7 separate regions of the Mus musculus genome follow, and regions 1, 3, 4, 5, 6 and 7 are each linked to region 2. A link is a contact called in ENCODE Hi-C data. All regions are on one chromosome and are shown on one strand. Each heading gives the region's core, a stretch centred on a gene start or an enhancer-like site at or near the end of the contact. The rest is flanking DNA. Distances are from core to core; before and after follow the strand shown. Region 1 has its middle 12 kb from the start of Gm41262. Region 2 holds the start of Ddx23 (DEAD box helicase 23). Region 3 has its middle 43 kb from the start of Gm30559. Region 4 overlaps Lifr (LIF receptor alpha). Region 5 holds the start of Ugt3a1 (UDP glycosyltransferases 3 family, polypeptide A1). Region 6 overlaps Wdr70 (WD repeat domain 70). Region 7 overlaps Egflam (EGF-like, fibronectin type III and laminin G domains).

Region 1 (2,873 bases), core at 104-2,603, about 91 Mb before region 2:
CTTAAGAGCACCACCTACATACTTTGACATAGTGTCTCTCCTTGGTGGTTCCCAGTTATGCTAGGTTGGCCAGCCAGCGGGTTCCTCCTAACTCTGCCTCTCCAGCGCTAGTATTACAAGTCTCGGCCAGCACCGCCAACATTTTTGATTGGTTCTGGGATGGGAGTCAGGTCCTTATGCTTCCAAGACAAGATGTTTGCTGACTGAGTCCCTCCCTGTGATCCATATGTTTTGTATGCTTCCGATTCTCCAGAAAACGGTGCTTGCCTTTAATGCTCAAGGGATATTTGATGAATGAATATAGGAAGGGATGTATTCATTTATAACATTCCCCCAGATTCAAAGACTATGCAAGCAGCTTGTAGAACACAAGTCAGTACATACACAATGATGGACCTTCTGAATGTAGAATGCTAAACTTGAAACACAGAAACTATTTTTCTTAAGTCATTAGAGCATAGTGTTACCTAAGATCAAATGCATGGGGGGGAGGGTGGAGATCTGGGGCTTGAGGCAGATGCAAAGAGAGAGCTGATTAGAGCACTAGTAACCAGCTTGGGGCTATCTGGGGCTCTGCAAAGACAGATGGGAAGTTTTGCTAAGCAGGAGTTGAGATGGGGAAAGAAGCAGGAAGAGGGAGAAAACCAACTCGACCTTTCTTGGACCCCTGAGGACCTGGTTCACAGAACATCTCTAATAGAATCCCAAGAAGTTAGCATTTGTGGAGGAGGGCGCTGGAGCCAGCCCAATGGGTTTAGCAGCCAGAGTGGAGATTCTTTATAGAGGAGGTGAGCTCTGAAGCTGGCTTTTAAAGACAGGTGAGGCTCATCGTCTCAGGAGGGAAGTGGACAGAGCAGTTATTCCAACCTGTAGCAGCCTTGCCGGGCTGGCAGAAACTGGCCAGGGTGCTGCAAACACATAGCTGTGCTAGCAAATCTAAAAATACCCACCTCTCTCTATTTTTTACTTTACCTCCTGATCTCTTGCTCTTTTTTTCTCTCCCTATGTCCCATGTTCTTCCTTCTTTGAGGATCCTTTCTAGCAACACTTAAGACTTACTTCTCTCCTCTGGAAATCTCTGGCCAGCAGGGAGGGCCAGAACCTTGCTGGACTCCCTGCTGTTCAGGTACAGGTTGGCAGCAGCTCCAAAGGCCCCCCACCTTCCTGGGCTCAGTTCTTTCAAATGCCAATTAACAGGTGTCAGAGCGCCGGTCCCGACCTCTATCTACATAACAACCCAACTGCTTTGGCTCTCTACCCGCTAGCATAAATATCGTGGTGTTTGAGCCCTTGGGGCCTGTGGAGTTTACAAGTATGCTGTCAAGATCTCTTCATTGGGCTGGCGCTTGAAGTGCTGCCAAGCTGTGAGGGGACGCCTGTGCTTTCATGTGTTCCCAAGCACAGGCGGCCCTGGCTCCCAGAGGAGCCCTGTGAGGACCAAGTGTCGGTGTGAATCTCAAACAGCAAGCTGACATTCCGGTTGGGAGTGTGACAGTGCATGCCTGGGTGATGATGCCAGGATGGCAGGTGACATGGGTCACGGCAGAGGGGGAGAGTAACTGGAGTGGCTTCCAGTTACATGTCCTCAGAGCTCTGAAGGATGGGACCGGGGTCTGGGGAACAGTTATAAAATGATGTTACAAAATCCGGATGTGCTGATCAAATTGAGACCACTGAGATGGAGCCTTGAGAGCACAGATGATATCCCTGTTCCCAAAAATGGCACTGGACGTGGGTTAATCTGGGATTAATGACTTCGCAAGCCAGAGACACAGACCACAGTCAACCAGCAGAAACACTCACGCACACATGCACATGCAGTGGTGTGAGCTCACACAGGGGAGGGAAGGGTGGGCACACATTCCACGTGCCCTCGAAAGCTCTAGAGGAATGTCTCCTTCAGGGTACCCTCCCTCCCCCCAGCCTCCTGGGTGGCTGTTCCCTTCTGGGTAAACATCTGAAAACAGGGAGGCTGCCAGGGAGGAGAAAGAAGAGGAGGGTGTGGAATGGGAAGGGGTGGGGCATGGCGACAGGAAGAGCTCAAGAGATTCTCAAGTTGGGTGACTACCAAGGTTGGCTTGTCCCAGAGGGCAGTTGGGCCTCAGCCTGGTGGGTGGTGGAGGAGCAGGCACAAGGCTGGCTCCCACCAGTGGGGGCAGCATCTCCCCGCCTTTGCCACTCCCCCCCCCCCCCACACCTTGGTCTCTGCTCAAAACCCAAGGCTGAGAAAGTTTGTTGGGTTTGTGTAAAGTTATGCCCTCTCCAAAGAAAACAGTATCAGAGGAGTTGGGCATAATTTGACTAGTCTGCATTGGGATCTTCCCAGGAAGTTAGGAAAGCACTCACTCACATTAGGAGGCCTGCCCAGAGGCTGCACAGACAGACTGCTCAGCAACAGTGTTGTTCTATGAACCCTAACACAGAAGAAATACTTTCCTGATTCCCACACTTCTTTTGATGTTTGTCAGAGAAGTCCAGAATGTTCTAGATTTGAGATGCTTGGGGGAATCTAAGGCCTGGAGGTAAGTAGTCAAGTGCAGAGTATCACACTTCTTTGAGGGCAAAGAATAGATTATCAGTCTCTACTATGCCTTCTGCTATGATATTCCTCTATTCCTTCTTTTCTCCATCTTGTCCACACCAGGGTGTTTTACGGAGATGGTGGTTTACAGTAAAATGTGTCCTGGGGACTATTTCTTCCAGCCTGAGCTAGATTCTGAACTCCCTTGTCAGCAGAGGAGACAGGCCCTTACTTCCTCTCTGACCTGATTTAACTTTCCGTGTCTCTGTTAGAGTGCCTACCCTAGGCACTTCTGGACACTGTCAACTTAAGGGCAAACACAGTCCGTGCAGAGTTGAGCTGTCCTAAGAAA
Region 2 (3,039 bases), core at 139-2,638:
GTTACTGGTGACTTTCACTACAGCTGTAGGGAAAAAAAGGAAAAGGAAAACAAAATAAAGACAGGGGGCTGGGGAGATGGCTCAGCGGTTAAGAGCACTGACTGCTGTTCCAGAGGTCCTGAGTTCAAATCCCAGCAACCACATGGTGGCTCACAATCATCTGTGATGGGATATGATGCTCTCTTCTGGTGTGTCTGAAGAGAGCTATAATGTACTCAATCCACTAAATAAGTAGATTTTAAATAAGAAAAAGAAAGAAAGAAAATAAAGAAGACACTAAGCTTGAATGGCGTTTGTCTGGGACAGAATGAGAACTGTCAATAGAAGCAAAATACACTGTTAGGGGCCCGTGCAAAGGCATGTGACTCTCAACGTCATCTCAACGAGAACATTTGGAGAACTTTAAGCAGAGTATAATACGACCAAAAATTACATTTGAAAAGAATTACTCTGGTGACTTACAAGGAAATATGTAGACTTGGTTTTTGTTTTTTTTTTTTAATTACAGAAAATGCTTAATAGTCTACAAGTGTAATCATAGCACTAGGAAGGTGAAGGCAGTACTGAGCGTCCAAAGACAAAATGGACTAGGCTGCATACTGAATTCAAGGCCAGCTTAAGCTCCAAAAGACCCGGGCTCCAAAAGACCCTGGCCGTGCTTCCCAGTTCTCTGTAGGGCAAAGGCCAATTGTTTTCATTTAATTGTTCATCAAGCGCTACTATATATGCAACATTCAGCTGTAGGCCCCGTGGAAACTACAAAATGAAATTCTGTCCACAGGAAGCAGCAGATGGCACAAGACACGCCAAGATAAGAACGTTCAGGCGAAGAATCCAAAGTTGCCGGTCCTTTCCATTCGTAAAGAGGATATGGAAGGGCCCACAGAGGAAGTGGCTCGTTTTAAAGTACGAGTAGAATTTGAAGATGTGCAACTGTGGGTTAGGGTTAGAACTAATCTCCGGCCGAAGCACTAGTTGGCAACCCCGAGCCGGAAGGCATGGGGTGGGTTCTGGGAGCACATTAGAGTTCCTGTCTGGCCGAAGTAAGGAAACAAGAATTAAGTCAGACTGACGTATAACAAGGGCGATGTCCACGGGCCAAAGTCTAGGCTCATAATACAGTCCTGGAAGTGGCCTGTGCCCTGGGCAGCCAACACTGCTCCCGGGGCCCGCGCCCCTTTCACTCTTGCCCGCCGGAGCTGCCCTGGCTCGTGCCCCTTCCCTGAGGCGTTCTTCCCCTTCCGGGCTGAGGCTACGGCTATCTTCCCGCTCCTCACCCACTCTCCAAACTCGTGGGAGCCGCCTCCACCGCCAAGACTCACCACCCCGCGCCTGAACCGCCTAACGCGGCCTCAACGTCGCCGAACAGTCGCCATCTTTCGCGTTTCCAGATCACGGAGGAGCACCCAGGCCGCGCGGCAAGCCGGGAAAGGGAGTTCCTGGGCCTGCACCACGCGAGCTGACGAATAGGCCCTGAAAACTACCAATCCCAGAATGCACGGCGCGAGGGCCGGCCAGGCCGTAAGGTCTTCTGGGTAATGTGGTTTGCCAAAGGTTCGGTGTTTGTAGGAGAAAGAATTTTCCAAGTGTTGTCTTTCTACTTACAAGGTTCTTCCGCAGCAGTCTTTCTGGAATCTTCTAGTAGGTATTGCAGTTGATTTCAGTCAAAGCTGGCAGCTTTCAGCGAGAAAGTTTATACGGTAACAAATAATTTGCTTTTTTTTTTTTTTTTAAAGATTTATTTATTCATTATATGTAAGTACACTGTAGCTGTCTTCAGACACACCAGGGAGTCAGATCTCATTACGGATGGTTGTGAGCCACCATGTGGTTGCTGGGATTTGAACTCTGGACCTTTGGAAGAGCAGTCGGGTGCTCTTACCCACTGAGCCATCTCGCCAGCCCCCCCCCTTTTTTTTTGAAAAGTGTTTTTTATAAAAATTGTGAGAGAGATTATTGCCTCCGTGGATGAATGGAAGATAATGAACTAAAGATTAGTTCACTGGAGTAGCTTAGTACTTCACAATGAAGGTAGTACAGTTTTCACAGTAGAACTACTCCAGTCACAGGAGTAACCTTGGGGCCCCGGCAGGATGAATGCCTGAACAACCCCAGGGTACCCACTGTCCCCCTACTCCCAATAAATAATAAACTAACATTTCAGAGGTTTCCCTGGAAGGACTTCCCCCTCAAGTATCTTACTATTTATTCAACATTCCTCATGGGACCTTGCTTCCTCGTTTCCCTGGTCTTCAGGAACTGCCCACTTGGGCTACTTGTTATTGTTGATGTCTTCCTTCAGGTTCTCCATACATCAGTCCACCGAATTTTTCTTCTAGTCGTAGACCCACTTCCTTTCTCTTGGGTTCAAACAGTACCGTCAGCACCCGCTGAAACAGAATACAACATTGTGCGAGGTAGGATGGTTGAGATTAACCAGGGTACCCACTGCCTCCTTTTACATTTTCCATCCTCGGGTTTGCTTTAATCCCACATAGTTGTTGGTCTTTCTACTTTAAATTTATTCTATTTTTATCTGCATTGGTGTTTTACCTACATGCATGTCTGTGTGAGGGTGTCAGATCCCCTGGAGCTGAAGTTATAGACAGTTGTGAACTGCCCTATGGATGCCGGGAATATGAACCTGGGTCCTCTGGAAGAAAAACCAGTGCTCTTATCCACGGAGTCATCTATCTCTCTAGCCCCAGGTCTGGTTTTTCACTCTGGGTATTTTTTCAGTTCTCAAACAGGGTCTCAGAATACACCCTAACTAAAAAACTCAGCTACGCTGACAGTGGCTCAATGTCCTATAAGGAGACTTTTGGAGAGCTCTTGTAGCCTCTGATATTGCAAATTCTAGTGCAGGGAGGACTTGGTCAGTCTGAATCTACTGGGTATAATGAACACTAGAGGGCTCTCCACTCTCAGAATTAAACCCTAACACCACCACCCCCCCTTTTAAAGAAAATAAAAAATAAAAAGGAAAGAAAGAATTTTTTTTTTTTTTTGTGGTTTTTCGAGACAGGGTTTCTCTGTATA
Region 3 (3,060 bases), core at 377-2,876, about 92 Mb before region 2:
GGTTCAAGTAAACATATCTAGCTGGTAAATTTTCACCCAAAATCAAACTCTGGTTTCAAGGAAGTTTAAATTAAGAATTTGAGTTTTTCAAATCCTTGTCCTCTCAGCAACTTGACCCAACTCACCATACCCTCAAACCCGAGACCCCTTCCCATGACATCAAGAGATCTCCCTAGTTTCTGTCTGGTGACTTTCTGTAGCTGGCTCCTACAGGGCAGGAAGCAGAAAGGTCCTTGTTAGTTTGGGGCCATGTTTATAACTGATATAGCATCACTTCTGTGAATTGTATTGCCCAAATGAAACACAAAGCTCACCTCGATTCGACACTGTGGTAAAATCGACTGTATCTTGATGGAGGAGTAGTAAGTTCACCTTGTGAAAGAGGACGTGGAGTGGGACAAATGATGAACATCTTTGGCAAAAATGAAATCTGCAGTGACAGCAACATCAAAAATCAAATTCAGACTCTAATAACTCCAGGGCACAACGCTTTATCACGAAGCGGCATCGCATTATATGTTCAGAAGAGTGTTTCCTTCACTTTTGGCAACATTCACTGAAACAAAGGAAGACTGGTGCTTCTCAGTCATTAGCTGCGTGTTCACTCGTTCTTCCACTCACTGTCTGCAGATGCTACAGCTTTCACGAATATAAAACAAACCACGCTGCTGTTTGTATGTATACAACAATAAGCCACTAGCCTCAAGCATGCACAGTTCATTCCTCCACTTTCGTTTTGAATAATGGAATCAGAATTGGTTGTCACGAATGGTGGAGAGTGATTGACTTTTGGCCATAAAGAATGTTGGGCTGCAGCTCTTGAGGTCTGCTCAGAGTTTAAAATTTATACTTGACCCAAAGTTCATAGTTGCTTGCTGTAGCATGTATACAAGGAAGATTGTAAATTTTAAATATTTACAATCTGACAACTATTTTTCATTATATGACAATACTTGACACATAACCACTTACGGGAAAAGAGTCTTGAATTTGGTATCCAAGCCAATTACTTTCACATCCTGTCCTGAGGTCAAACTGTGGCTATGTGGCCACCAGTTGGTAGGACAATGGCCAAGGCAATCAGCTGGGTCACTGTGCAATTGAATTCCCTCATCAAAACAACCGAGACAATAGCAGCCAAATCAGATTGGCTCTGTGGCAATCTAACCGCGTGCTTCACAGCCAGATCTTGCCAATTAAATTAACTTAATTTTATATACTTTAGATACGTGACAGGTATGACTTTCACAGTGACCTGCTGTCTCCTCTTACACAGCATGACATGATGTGAACATTTCAAAGCATTGTTCCTAGGAAACATTGGGTGGTATGCATCTGACACTGGGAAAATAGTATGAACAGTATGTAGGATCCCAGATCAGTGTGGCCTGTCATTCTGGACTGTTATTAAATTTGTTGAAACACATTGGAAATACATTTAATTGTAAGCAGAAAAAATAATACTATTAAGTATTGTGGATTATGTATGGTCTGGTAAGCAAACCTTCCCAATCTGGATGGCCTTAGAGAAAAGCTCATTTCTCATGTGTGCCAAATGCTTGGCAGGGGCTTCTAGGAACTGGCTCCAAGCTGTCTTCATTCCAAGGTGCAGATTCATGAAACAATCTAGGACTCCTATTGCTTCAGAAGAGGAGACTCTACACCTGATCTCAGTATGTCCTTCTGGAACTGGAATCTGGCATTTGCCTAGCACAGAGCCAGGTCGGGGATTGGAGAGATGGCTCAACAGTTCAGAGCACTAGCTACTCTTCCAGAGGTCCTGAGTTCAATTCCCAGCAACCACACAGTGGCTCACAGCCATCTATAATAGAATCTGATGTCCTCTTCTGTCAGACAGGTGTACATGCCAATAGAGCACTCATATACATAAATAAATCTTTAAAAGAAGAAAACCACCTGCCTTTCAGAAGAGGTACCCTATGATGTGCTGGGGTAACAGAAGTATTCGGTGAGCAGTATCAAGTGCGAATCATAAAGAAGGGTGCAATGTCCATGTTCATCAGTGTGAAAAGTAAGTCTCCCTGTAACCCACATGCGGCCACTAAAGTGTTAGCTAAGCAGAGGACCCAGAAAGCAAAGCATAGCTGCCTGTTGCAGTCTTTATCTCTGGATTTATAAATTCCAATTCAGTTACTCTGTCTTTCACCATCAGCTCAGGGAATTTCTGTCCGGACAAATTTATCAGCTGGAGTTCCCTGTCTGTCCCTCTCGCTTATCGGAGTACGTGATGAGCACGTATGTACTGCATGTACATGTGTGCAGCTGAGACAGGCTCTACGATGCAACTCAGGCTGGACTTGAACTATGTAGCCCAGGATATCCTGGAATTTACCACACAAACCAAACTAGCCTCAACCTCATGACTATCCTGCCACAGCTTCCTGAGAACCGGGATTATAGGCACATACCACCACAGCTGCTGAGATTACGGTCCTGGCTCCAGACCACTGGGAATGAAGCTCAGCTGTGTTCTGTGGCCTTTGGTATTTCTCAACTCCCCTTTCTATAAAACAAGGGAAACGGGACCCACTTCATCTGACTGTTGTGAGGCTAAAGGAGATAATAGATGTAAGTAGTAGATAAATGCTTTTTTTTTTTTTTTTTAATATCAACCGCCTTCCTCTGATGAACATCAGCTGTGAGTAAGTGCCCTGTGGCATGAATTGCCTCAGTAACACTGAAAGATGAGTCACAGCACGGTCTCTTCCCTTGTGCTGTTTGGAGACAACAGCAAGGAGCCAGGTAGAGCATGAGCGAGTTTTGAAACAATTAGCTATGATTCAGATACATTCTATAAGGAAACTCAGGGTGGGCAGCGAGCGATCCTTTCCTCTCCTTATCCTCGGAGACCGATACAGAATCTGGCTTAAACTATGTGTGCAACAAAATCTTCCAAGAATCAATCAATGAGCATATGGCTCGCCCAGAGACCGTCTTATACCATGGCAGACACAGAGGAGGAAACTTGAGAACTCCTGGGGCACACACGGTCATGAGGAGGCTTCATCTGACCCCTGGGCTTCCCAGACTGTGTCTATT
Region 4 (3,155 bases), core at 317-2,816, about 91 Mb before region 2:
TTACCCAATTTCAATTGAATTCTTTTCTAAGTTAATTTCTTTGCAAAGGGAATCGGTACATTTTGAACATTCTCCTCTCGTTTCCTTTTCTCTTGTCACACTCCTGTTTCTTTTTAATTCATTCTTATTATTTGGACTTTGAATAGACGAATGTGTATATTCTATACCCTAAAGTTATCATCACTGTAAATTATTCTAAGTTCCAGCATGTCATAAGAGTGGTAGATAATTTTGTCTTGAGTTTTAAAATAACTTTCAAAATAAGCGTATCAATGTTTAATTAATTGTCCAATAGCAAGACTGCCAAACATTCCCTCGCCATCCTCGGTGTCAGCTAAAATGCTAGCAGAGGAGCCTGGGAGACGTCAGTGAGTAAGACACTTGCTGCGCAGTCCCATGGCCTGAGTGTGGTCCTTGGAACTCACTCCCATAAAGACAGAAGGAGAGAGGCAGCAGGAGAGAGAGCGAGCCCCCACTTAATTGTCCTCTGGCCGCCGCACGTGCTCCATGACACACATGCCCCACGTGCCGTGCACACAACCAATATTAATAAACAAAGAATGTTAAACTAAGGAAACCGTTACGGGGATCTCTTGGGAGAATATAGAAAAATTTGTGTTTTGGTTGACATCTACCTACTAGTTGAAAAATTCAGCTCCTTCAAAAAGAGTATTATTTCTACAGAATATTTTACCAGGCAGATTCTTGTTTTTAACTTTAATAGAAAAATGAAAAATACTTGCATAAATACCACTTTAGGATGGATCTGTATCTGTAGCTGATTGGCTATGCAAACGTATCTTGTTTAATCAAGCGCCAGACTATAATGGTTTTAGATACCACTTGAAAGTTTTTGCACCTTCCTCCCCAGAAGTGACCTTTTTCTTTGTTCTCTGCCCCAAAGTAAAGCCAGGGCGAATGGTTCCTGTGAGCAGCGGCTGTGGCTTTTAGCATCCTGATACATCCTTCTCAGCCACAGTGTGTGAATAGATGGGATATGGTAGCCGTTTCACACTGTACATTCCCAGGGCTTGACTTAGAAGACTTTGAAGTCAAGGTTAAGGAAAAGCAATTTAGTTCATTTCTCCATTTGCTGTTGGGAGTTTGCATAGGAGCTGGGTTGAGAGTAACTCCTCAGAGTCCCTTAATAAACTGTTTTGAATGCAATACAAATTATAACAACACATCTTGCTGAAGCAGTGATGATTTCTGCCCTATCCAAAATGGAAATGTGTAAACAGCCAATTGTTTTTAGGGAATTATGCAAAAATCCCACTTAACAAAACCGTAAAACTGTAGATTGGAGGAAGACATGTGTAACCCCTTTGTCTTTCTTCTTCCTGTTAGATCCTCCCGATGTTCCTCAGAAGCTGAGCTGTGAGACACATGACTTAAAAGAGATTATATGTAGCTGGAATCCAGGAAGGATAACTGGACTGGTGGGCCCACGAAATACAGAATACACCCTGTTTGAAAGGTAATGTCAACCAGGAAAGAGTGCTGGTGGCAAAAAGTCTGGAAGGACCTGTTGAGTGACACAGGAGTGTCTTGGCACATTGCCACCATTGTCACGGATGTACTGTGGCACAGGGCAGTGTCCTGGCACATTGCTGTATTGGTACCTTATATACTGTAATAGCTGCAGTTGACCTGCATGCAGCTGCACTTTCAGGCCTTCTCTCTCAGATGCCTAAAAGGAAGTGCCTCTGATGTGGTTTGTTTATGCTTGGCTGTTTTCTATATCACACATGGTTTTATGAACCTGTGATCAGTCTTTAATTTAAAAAACAGACTTTTTATAAAGGCCAGTAGAAATCTGCTCTTGTTCCCCCAACTACTTACATCTTACAGTCTTGAAATTGTTTTTCTTTTTAACTGACAGCATTTCAGGAAAATCGGCAGTATTTCACAGGATTGAAGGACTTACAAACGAGACCTACCGGTTAGGCGTGCAAATGCATCCCGGCCAAGAAATCCATAACTTCACCCTGACTGGTCGCAATCCACTGGGGCAGGCACAGTCAGCAGTGGTCATCAATGTGACTGAGAGAGGTGAGCCACTGTTACCAGGCAGTGTCTATAAATAACCACAATAAAAATAACTCCTAAAAGGTGACTGCACGGATTAGTGTTTACTGTTTATTTTCTTTAGAGGTTTTCTCAATTTTATATTAATTAATTAATATATTCATTTATAATTTTTATTGTAAGAATTAAAGTAAATAATTTTAAATCTGACCTTTTTTTCAGTTGAGATAAAAATTTGACTCATTTAGATCAAAACTATATATGGCTTTGTTTACTCATTCTTGAATTCTGAACTTTTTTTTTTTTTTTTTGCCAAGTTCTTGAAAACATTTATTTTAAAATACTTTTTTGACTCAGAAGTCATTGCAAAAATAGTGAGTCACAAGTGCATGAATCCGACTGTCTTTCCTCAGCAACGACCCCCAAACCAGAGCGGTGACCCTGGTGCATATTGTTCACCAGAGGGATTGCCGGCTGCATGTGGCGTGCACTCACTAGGATGTGTGTCTAAACACACAGAAGTGATGACGGGGTGGGGGAGCTCCATGGTGCTGGTGGAGCGGAGTATAACTTAACTGTGATGGCGGTCACAGTTAAGATGAATCCCATCACTGTCTCTGTCTCTCTCTGTCAGATTGCACCAGCCACCTGCCCTGCACCCCCAGGGCTATAGTATAGTGAAACCACACAGTATAAGCATTCAAGGCTGGCATTTCTTAGGATAATATCCTTGAGGGACATCTAAATTGTACACTATTAATTGTTCATCTCTTTGTGTGCCAGTGAGCTCTGAGGTTTTTTTGTTTTCTTTTTGCCAATATGTAAGGCAACTCAGAATAGAAGTAGGACACATGTAGCTTTTTTTGTGGTTGTCTCTCCATCAGCCCAGTGTACTAACTCCATGCTAGGCTCTGCCTCCTCCTGAGACCTCACAGAGACTCATGGAAGACATTGGTACAAGCAAGGGGTTTGTCACCAATATGATTACTTTTTTTTTTTTTGGTTTTGTTTTGTTTTGTTTGTTTGTTTGTTTTTTGAGACAGGGTTTCTCTGTGTAGCCCTGGGTGTCCTAGAACTCACTCTATAGACCACCAGCCTGGCCTTGAACTCAGAAATCCGTCTGCCTC
Region 5 (2,886 bases), core at 47-2,546, about 89 Mb before region 2:
GAGGGAAAGAGGGAGGGGGAGGGAGAGGGAAAGAGGGAGGGGGAGGGAGAGGGAAAGAGGGAGGGGGAGGGGAAGGGAGAGGGAGAGAGAGAGAGAGAGAGAGAGAGAGAGAGAGAGAGAGAGAGAGAGAGAGAGAGAGAACTTTTGCTTCCAGAACCTCAGTGGACATGATGGTGCTCAGACACTTTGGGTGAGGGTGGAATTTCCTTACTCTCTTCACTGATACCAAAACTACTTCCATCTGGAAGGAGCCTCACACCTGGCCAAAAGTGATGCCTTCCTTACCAGCTGTCTGAGTATCCCTTAGTCTACTGTAGCTGACAATAAGTTAACCATTACCCTAATACATTTGAGAAATATGAGAACAAAAGTTTGACTGAGTTTTTGGGGGAAGAACACTGCAGTCCTCTTTCTCACACTATTTCTTCTTCTTTTTGTCTCTTCAGTTTTATGACTGTGAATTATACCAGAGTATCATGCTTAAACTCAGGCATAGACAAAGTCTTAGAGACACAAGACACACTGCTACAGAGTAGAGCAGAATTCAAGGCTGTATTCTGCATGCTTGGTAAATACAGAGGCAGATTCTTTTCCTGCTTTGGAGCTGGAAACTGCACTGGGAAACTTGGCTAAAGCAGTTTGGTTTTACACTGGAGTGTGAAGATGACTGCTCGGGGCAGTGTGCTCCTTCCTCCCGTGCTGATCTACAAGTAAACGGATCTGGACTCTGTCCTGAACTTGTTCTTGGAAGGATTGTGGAATAGTTCTGTTCTGTTTCATGAAGTTCATTCAGAATTGGAGGTTTAACAATTTTTTCTTCTGCCTTTTGGGTACATAGGCCACTAGCACATTTTCATGCATCTGTGAATAGTAAGACATGTCAAGCAATAATCTTGAGTGTTTTCCTTGAAGATTAGTTCATGATTGGCACCACTGGAGATTTAAAAACTTGTACCCAGGGTAATGAGCTCCAGACATGGCATTAGGATACAGATAGAGGAGTGATGGAGGAAGTAGCATCTTGTAAGCTTGTGACTAGGCTTGTAAAATGTCCATGGTATATGCCACTTTAGGATGCGGTCATTGACAGGGTTTGCCAAGGTCCCTACATTCCCACTTTAGAGTTTTTTGAGGCTAACAAGGAAAATATTGTGATTTTAGGACAAGTTAAAAATTAACTCTTCACCTGTTTTTTCTTTCAACACTAGTTAAGGAGGGTGAAACAGTATCCACTGGAAAGAGATTAGCAGAGACAAGGCCAAGGGCAAAAGGGCATTTGGAAAAAGAATATAAACTATTTTCTCCCTTTACCCCATTTCACGGCAACAGACAGTGCTTTGTGACAGAGCCTTACAGGATCCCTTAGTGGAGCACAGCTTTCTAGGTGTGCAACCTGTGCCAGGGCTTCACATGTTCTATAGATGGCTGCACATCGGAGTTGGCTTCTTGTGAGCTTCTTTCTCCTTGAGGTTCTTCTCTTGGAGGCTGCAAAAATCCTGACTATATCTACACTGAGTAAGTTCTTGCTGGGAATATAGAGTCTTCTTAAACTGTGATACCTGGGTTAACATGTTTCACAAAAATCACACATAATTGACCTTACATGAGATTTTTCTATCTAGGTGTAGACCACACCTGTGGGAGGGGCTATGGACTGTGTGTGCAAAGTTGTGCTCAGAGAGGACTCTACCCAAGGGAGAGAACAGCAGTAGATGGTGATATAATGTGATGTGGAAACAGCAGGAGGAATGCAGAGGGGGGTTTGTAAGAAAGGCTTCTCTACTGGGGTTTTAGTTGTGAGTGGGTGGGAGGCAGATCATGCAGTGTTCAGCCTATTTATCCCACAAAGGGAGCAGTGAACATTTCTTGATTTTTCTGGGGAAGCTAACATTCATAAACATTTTTGGTTTTGAAAGATGTTCTTCTATATAAGTACCCAGGCCTCAAAGTTTGCATGTCACCAGGACATCATCTTATTTCCAGGACCTGATATGTTACTCTTAACATCACAAATGTCCTGGTTCCATGGTTTGGTTTGGGGCTCATGATAACAGCAACTTCATGTACATGGATCACTGATAAAAGACTGAGCCAGATCTGGGTGTGGTGGCGAATGCCTCTAATCTCAGCACTCAGGAGGCAGAGGCAGGCAGATTTCTGAGTTCAAGGCTAGCCTGGTCTACAAAGTGAGTTCCAGGACAGCCAGGGCTATACAGAGAAACCCTGTCTCAAAAAAACGAAAACAAAACAAACAAACAAACAAACAAACACCAAAAACAACAACAACAAAAAGACTGGGTCAGGTAGGAGAAATACATATTAGTGCCAACAGGTAATAGGTCACAAGAAGCCTGTATATAGGCTTTGTGAAAACAATTTTCTTTTCAAATAGTCAATTTGTTTGGATTTATAGTTGAATAGGATGTAACCCAAGAATTAGGGCAAGAAAGGACACAGATATAATAGCGTGGCAGAGGTGAAGAAAGTTTTATCCCATTGTGCTAGGAAAGAATTCTAGCAGAATTAACCTTCAAACTTCTGCAAAGGATCGTAAACACTTAACTTCTAACCTGTGATCAGAACTCACTTATAATAGAAATTACCCAAAAGCCAAATTATCTGTCGTTTTATGGCAAAGCTATTGACATTTTGGGTTTAACAATGAATGGTAAGTTAGCCTCCACTTGCCCCTCTTCACTATTTCTAGCTACCTCAGTTAGATTTACTTCAGATTACTTTATGGAAAACAGAAGTTTTATTTTAAGTGCCGCAGAAGTAGTCATTATAAGGACTGGGGTCAAAGATTTTCCTGAGTCTTAAGCCCTAGCATTTTAAAACATTCTCAGTGGTAGGGGGCAGAATATTCAGAGACTTATCCTACATTTC
Region 6 (2,736 bases), core at 106-2,605, about 91 Mb before region 2:
ATATATAATGTTTAAGGAAAGTCCTATGCTTACGAGATCACTGTTAGCCCAAAGGAAGGTATCCCTTGTAATTTAGAAATACTCTTAACTTGTTATACTGGTGGTGACAATAATAACACAAAGGATGATGATAATAACAGTAGCTACATTTATCTAATATGTTGCTACTTGGGACAGCTACACTATATTCGCTAATTTCCTCCTCTCTGAACTACACATAATTATCTCATTTGGCCAACAAGAAAACTTACCCATATATACATGACAAGAAACTGTCAGAGCAAAAAGTCAAATACTTGCCTCTGGCTCCAGGAGAAAGGCTACTCACTCAAATATCTACTTTTTGAAAAACTGTCATGTTCCTTCTTTGAGTATGCATGGGACAGCACAATAATAATAGCGCTCAGTGAATCCAGTCACCTTACAGCCCCAGGACCAGCAGTGTAGCTTGAGACTGGTAACACGGAGTAACTGTTCCTCCAACTATGTAATACATCACTTTACACTATTACACACTCATTGGTCTAAGGCAGATACTACCCGTCTCTTGTCTAAACAGGGGCAATAAAACAAACAAGAACAACACACACAGACATAGCTATAGAAGCTATCAGCAGCTAGCATTACTGTGAGCTACACGCTGTGTCTATTAAGCCTGTTCACCCATTGCATTTCCTCATCAGTGCTGCAGGTGCTCTCATTGCCAGCTGCCAAGGAGAGAATGGGATGCATAATAAGGTAGGACTAGCTGTCCTGGGTCGGCTCCTCCTGACACTAATGTGGATCTGGACTGTTCTCAGCAGCATCCTACTGGTCTCTTCCTAGGCTCTTTCTCTCTCAGAACACCCAGGAGAATTGGTAGGTGAGAGGTAGAGAGATGCAATAAGAACAAAGTGTGGCCCAGTGAGCACTGCACCCCTTTCTAGAAACCAATTAAAGTACCCCTCACAGGTCTATGTAAATTTGGTACATAAGCAAGCAGTGACCAGAATTTATTCAAGATCATATGGAAAGTCTCTAAAGTAACTTAAAATTTGGCAAAGAACAGAAAACAGGGGCTGACAATAAGAAAATCCCACTGTGTGGAATATTATTGTTTCTCCTGTAGCTCTTCAGTTTGGGGTGGGAACTTAGAGTGTCACAGATACAAATGTGAACACAAGGGTGACTCCCGATTCAGCTCTTTAATTGAAGGGGAACTTGGAAACCGCCATGCCAACGCCGGAAGCACAGTGCCATGGAATGACCTGCCTAGACAGGAGGGAAAGCCCGTCGGTGCCCCCTTTGAAGTCCAGCTGCCTGAGATTCACTGGCAGCCGACCTTCAAAGAGAGCCGACGCTTCCTTCCCTCAGCCTGGCCGCCAAGCTTCCCGGGCAGCTGGGCGACTTAGCCACTCTCTGCCCAGCTGTCTGTGAACTCTGGCAGTCAGTTCAAGTGAGGGATAGTGAGGTGGTGGAGAAGTGGGGGCGGGAGAAGGAAGAGAGAAGGCGGGTGGCCGGCCCAGTGGCGCCAGGGAAAGGAGGATGCTGGGGTTTCCTGGGAGTCAACCTTATCAAAGTCAGTCAAAAGACCACGCTTCCAAAGAGAACGCAATCCAACTACGCTACCAAACAACCTGCCAGGGACCAGAGAAATTTCAAATCTGCATGCTTACCATCACTAAGTAAAGCTTAAGTGTGCCCTTCTAAACTCTGGTCTGGTTCCTACAGAAAAAAAAAAAAAAGTCTACTCCCGAAATGGGGAGACAGGGAATCAAGCCAGCAGCCAATCAGCACTGTACAGCCCTTCCCTGATTCTGACTTTCCAGCGGTATGAAGTCAATGCCTCTTGAGGATGTTGGGGGCTGTTTGTTTTGTGACAACCCTCTGTTCCCCCGGCAGCCAATAGCTGGAACAACTTTTTTTGAGCCTGTGCAGCAGATGCCTGGGGAAGATTGGCTCCTTTAACATAAACAACACCAGTGTCCAATGATGTTTATCCTCAGGGACTGTGTTCTAGACACGGAGAAGAGTGTTATCAGTTACAGGTGCAAAATGGATGCTAGCTGAAAATAAGCTCTAAAGAAGTCTAACCAAGAACAAAAAATAAATCTGAACTCAGTAAAGACAGGAGACCATCAAGATGGCTGAAACCATAGATGAATGGGAAGGAAAACGTACAGGCTATGAGCACAGAAATAAAGAGAGGGATCTGCAGTTTAGAGGTCTCTGCAAACTAGAGATTAAAGGGAGAGCAGTGGTTAAAAGCTGGTGGGAAAGTTTGTAAATTCACAGAAGACTTTCTCTAATTTATTACAACTTGAACAGAAAAGAAATGCATGGATGGGCTGATCCTGGACACTACCACAAAATGAAGGAAAGACCTAAATATTCAGAGGGACTAGCTCACTAAGTTACTAGCTACAACATCTTCCCTGCTGAAAACCAGAACCAAGCAACCAGCTTTCAGGTTGTCACTGTTAGAGACATATAATCCAAAACGTATTATTTGGATTTTAAGCTATAATACTAAGGCCACTAAGTGGAGTACCAAACAACATTTGGTGGAAGTCGCCCATTGCACAAACACTTGTGTAGTCCTTAGATTCGTAAGGCATGCCAGGTATGACAGGTAGCAAGATGGGCAAGATGGCTCCTTACTAACAAGGAGCTTTAAAAAATACTGACAATAAACTGCATATCAAATAATAAGTTTAGAATAAACTGTACATTAAATAACAGCAGTCTGCACAAGCT
Region 7 (2,744 bases), core at 201-2,700, about 91 Mb before region 2:
ACCAAGCCAATCACTGCACAGGAAGGATGCCTAGCTACCAAGCCAATAAGGTCCTCCATGTTTGACTTGCTGCTCTATCAATGTTCCCTGACTCTCACTACTGAGTCCTAAGTCACCTAGTGTGGTGTGTACCAATGGCTGACAGACTAGCCACCAAGGCGGGACACACACACAGGTATACACACAGACACAGACACAGACACAGACACAGACACACACAATCACACACACACACATCCTCAAAGCTCTCCCTCCACAGGTATGTACTTCCTCTAACTACGCCATACCCACTCCAGCAAGGACACACTCACTCCAACAAGGCCACACCTCCTAATAGTGCCACTCCCTGTGTGCCAAGCACTCAAACACATGAGGCTATGAGGGCCAAACCTATTCAAACCACCATGGCTAGAAAGTCTAGAAACTTGAGTATACCGCATTATCTCAGAGTCTCCCTCCTGTTTGTACTAGAAACATTGCGATCTTAAGAGTGAGTGTGTGCACCCTGGAGAATAGTGTACACTCTAAACCTCTCTGATGCAAGTTCCTCAAGGCCAGAATATTTTGCTCTGATTTATTTATCCTTTTATTTTTTTGTTGTTTTATTTTGAGACGAGGCCTCTTGTAGTAGTACACATTGCCTATAGATCTCATTATGAATCTGAAAATGGATCGCTTCTCGGCTTTTTGGTTAAGATCAAGTGTGTGAATCTGAAAGTGGCCTTGAACTCCTAACCTTGCTTCCACCTCAGAAGAGCTGGGATGACGGGCGTGTGTAGCCATACCTTCCCACCAAAGCCTCCGAACCAGCCTTTTCTCTCACAGACAAGGAGCCAGGGGCTGAGAGAAGTTGGCAGTTTATGTGAGCTCACACAGCCATGGGAATCAAGTATGTGGAACCCTGAAGCCACTTCAGATCCAGTTTCTCAGGGTGGGCTTTCTAGAACACTTGGGTGCTTGCTGCCAATAAAATCCCACACTAACTCCATCAGAGCCTGGGGTGGGCAAGCCCAGGAATCTACGTAGGGGACAAACTCCCTAGTGACGGTGACTCACTGTGTGCTTGGCTTTTTAGATTACCTGCTTACATCATAGACCTGCTTGCTCCCAGCCCATTGTAGCCTTTCCGGTGCATCCCTGTGGAGTGGATGGATGTGTAACTACCCAGACGGAAGTGCCCAGTGAGCAGCAATAGGTGGATCTAGATATGGGTGCCAGCTCTACCCCTACCTGGGCCCCAGAAGTGTATCTTATACAGAACACAAGGAAGCACAGAGGCAACTTCAGCTACTCGAGAAAGAAACAGTAACCTAGGGTGTGAGTCGAGGATAGACTAGGGGGTTAGACGGGTGGTAGGAGGCTGGCAGGGGCTCCTCCAGGGCCTGGGGTGAGAGAGGAGCTGGTAGGAGCCTGGTGGCCTGTGTGTTCAGGTCCCCATGCACTGACTTCAGCTGGCAGTTGAGGGGGAGTTGGGATGCCCCGCCCTCTTCTCAGCTCCTGTTTCAGTTCCCTTTTCTGGGCACACTCAAGTACTTGAGGCCTGAGTGAGGTTAACCACAGGAAAACCACAAAGAAATGACTTTGAAGCAGCGAGCTGACAGGGGTGGGAAGAGCACCTCCTCATCTAACCTTGGGGCCACAAAGAGTAGGGAGCAGTGCTGGGGTCACATCACAGGTCAGGGGAGAAGGCTTAGTTTGGAGAATCGCTGCTCCTCACCTGTCAGTGTCTGCTCATAAGCCACGTACCACCACGACAATGTCCCCCATCACAAGGCTGAATCACAGAGCGGGTGGGATGTTAGGGGAGTCACATTTCCCCTCAAAACGTCTTCTCTTCAAATTTGATAGCTTCATGCTAGCCTTGCCTAGCTGGCTGAAACCCCACTACCCTCAGCACATGACCGATAGCAGCCCCAGAATTAATTAATTCTGATGATTTCATTATTATTATTATTATTATTATTATTATTATTATTATTATTATTTGCTGACCACTCAGGGATCCTCATTTTGGTGCTCCCTTAGGAGTCAAAGCTTAACAAATCCCTAATAATAATACCTCCACGTGGGGCTAACGACCCAGAGCCACACTGAGGCTCTCAGCAGACAACTGAATCTTGTGGGGAAATGCAGCCAGGTGAGGCTGCAGCCTGGGAATTGACGTTTTTTTAACAAGTTCTGCAAGGGCACTCTTGCTTGGTGGCAAGCACCTTTTATAGTCTTGATGCCCTGGCTTTTCATACTTAACAAGACAGCCCCTACCTTTTAAGAAATTGAGCTCTTGCTCTGTTTGGTAAGGAGAAGAGTCGGGGGGAAGGGGAGAAAGTGTCCACCGTTGCTTGTTTTGTTTCTTGATTTTTTTTTTCAAGACAGCACTTCTTTTGTGCAGCCTTGACTGCCCTGGAACTAGCTCAGTAGACCAGGCTGGCCTTGAACTCACAGAGATCCACCTGACTCTGCCTCGCAAGTACTGGGATTAAAGGTGTGCATCACCACTGCCTGACCAGGTAATTCTTTAACTGTTGCATAGCCATCCAGTTCACAACATGGAGAGCTACATGAACTCATTTAAAAGATGTAAAAACTGCAGGGTGGACATGCTTTTCACCCCAGTGCTAGGGAGGCAGAGACAGGCAGAGCTCAGTGAATTTAACAACCTGGATTATACAGAAAGGTTCCAGCGTCAGCCAAGACCACACAGTGAGACCTTGTTTCAGAAAGAAAACAAAAATAGTATTCATTCA

Evidence for each region. Hi-C counts contacts between places; a loop is a spot of excess contacts on that map.
Region 1: a map of T-helper 17 cell shows a loop between it and region 2 (17-fold over the local background). The contact joins the enhancer-like site here to the promoter of Ddx23 in region 2. A Hi-C loop is called at or near these places in 2 of 37 maps with a recorded cell type or tissue (T-helper 1 cell and T-helper 17 cell).
Region 3: a map of T-helper 2 cell shows a loop between it and region 2 (17-fold over the local background). The contact joins the enhancer-like site here to the promoter of Ddx23 in region 2. A Hi-C loop is called at or near these places in 2 of 37 maps with a recorded cell type or tissue (T-helper 17 cell and T-helper 2 cell).
Region 4: a loop to region 2 is called in a map of T-helper 1 cell, with 17 times the contacts of the local background. The contact joins the enhancer-like site here to the promoter of Ddx23 in region 2. A Hi-C loop is called at or near these places in 2 of 37 maps with a recorded cell type or tissue (T-helper 1 cell and T-helper 2 cell).
Region 5: a map of T-helper 1 cell shows a loop between it and region 2 (16-fold over the local background). The contact joins the promoter of Ugt3a1 here to the promoter of Ddx23 in region 2. A Hi-C loop is called at or near these places in 2 of 37 maps with a recorded cell type or tissue (T-helper 1 cell and T-helper 2 cell).
Region 6: a map of T-helper 2 cell shows a loop between it and region 2 (18-fold over the local background). The contact joins the enhancer-like site here to the promoter of Ddx23 in region 2. A Hi-C loop is called at or near these places in 2 of 37 maps with a recorded cell type or tissue (T-helper 2 cell and regulatory T cell).
Region 7: a map of T-helper 17 cell shows a loop between it and region 2 (12-fold over the local background). The contact joins the enhancer-like site here to the promoter of Ddx23 in region 2. A Hi-C loop is called at or near these places in 2 of 37 maps with a recorded cell type or tissue (T-helper 17 cell and T-helper 2 cell).

Annotation. Positions count from the first base shown.
Region 1 is chr15:7,479,029-7,481,901 of GRCm38, forward strand. No RefSeq gene overlaps it. Among named protein-coding and RNA genes, the nearest start is that of Gm41262, 12 kb to the left of the region's middle. Within about 2 kb of position 1,354, at least 1 of the 3 ENCODE cell types and tissues checked has a DNase peak (open chromatin) inside an H3K27ac peak, as active enhancers do.
Region 2 is chr15:98,661,501-98,664,539 of GRCm38, forward strand. Ddx23 (DEAD box helicase 23) reads right to left here and starts at 1,389. Exons shown (of 17, transcript NM_001080981.1): 1 at 1,323-1,389.
Region 3 is chr15:6,948,291-6,951,350 of GRCm38, forward strand. No RefSeq gene overlaps it. Among named protein-coding and RNA genes, the nearest start is that of Gm30559, 43 kb to the right of the region's middle. Within about 2 kb of position 1,627, at least 1 of the 3 ENCODE cell types and tissues checked has a DNase peak (open chromatin) inside an H3K27ac peak, as active enhancers do.
Region 4 is chr15:7,171,509-7,174,663 of GRCm38, forward strand. Lifr (LIF receptor alpha) reads left to right here. Exons shown (of 20, transcript NM_001358593.1): 8 at 1,348-1,477; 9 at 1,883-2,052. Among named protein-coding and RNA genes, the nearest start is that of Lifr, 44 kb to the left of the region's middle. Within about 2 kb of position 1,567, at least 2 of the 3 ENCODE cell types and tissues checked have a DNase peak (open chromatin) inside an H3K27ac peak, as active enhancers do.
Region 5 is chr15:9,278,533-9,281,418 of GRCm38, forward strand. Ugt3a1 (UDP glycosyltransferases 3 family, polypeptide A1) reads left to right here and starts at 1,297. Exons shown (of 7, transcript NM_207216.2): 1 at 1,297-1,515. The coding sequence starts at 1,422.
Region 6 is chr15:7,932,941-7,935,676 of GRCm38, forward strand. The region is part of intron 10 of Wdr70 (WD repeat domain 70); the gene reads right to left. Among named protein-coding and RNA genes, the nearest start is that of Gdnf, 120 kb to the left of the region's middle. Within about 2 kb of position 1,356, at least 2 of the 3 ENCODE cell types and tissues checked have a DNase peak (open chromatin) inside an H3K27ac peak, as active enhancers do.
Region 7 is chr15:7,215,666-7,218,409 of GRCm38, forward strand. The region is part of intron 19 of Egflam (EGF-like, fibronectin type III and laminin G domains); the gene reads right to left. Among named protein-coding and RNA genes, the nearest start is that of Lifr, 87 kb to the left of the region's middle. Within about 2 kb of position 1,451, at least 1 of the 3 ENCODE cell types and tissues checked has a DNase peak (open chromatin) inside an H3K27ac peak, as active enhancers do.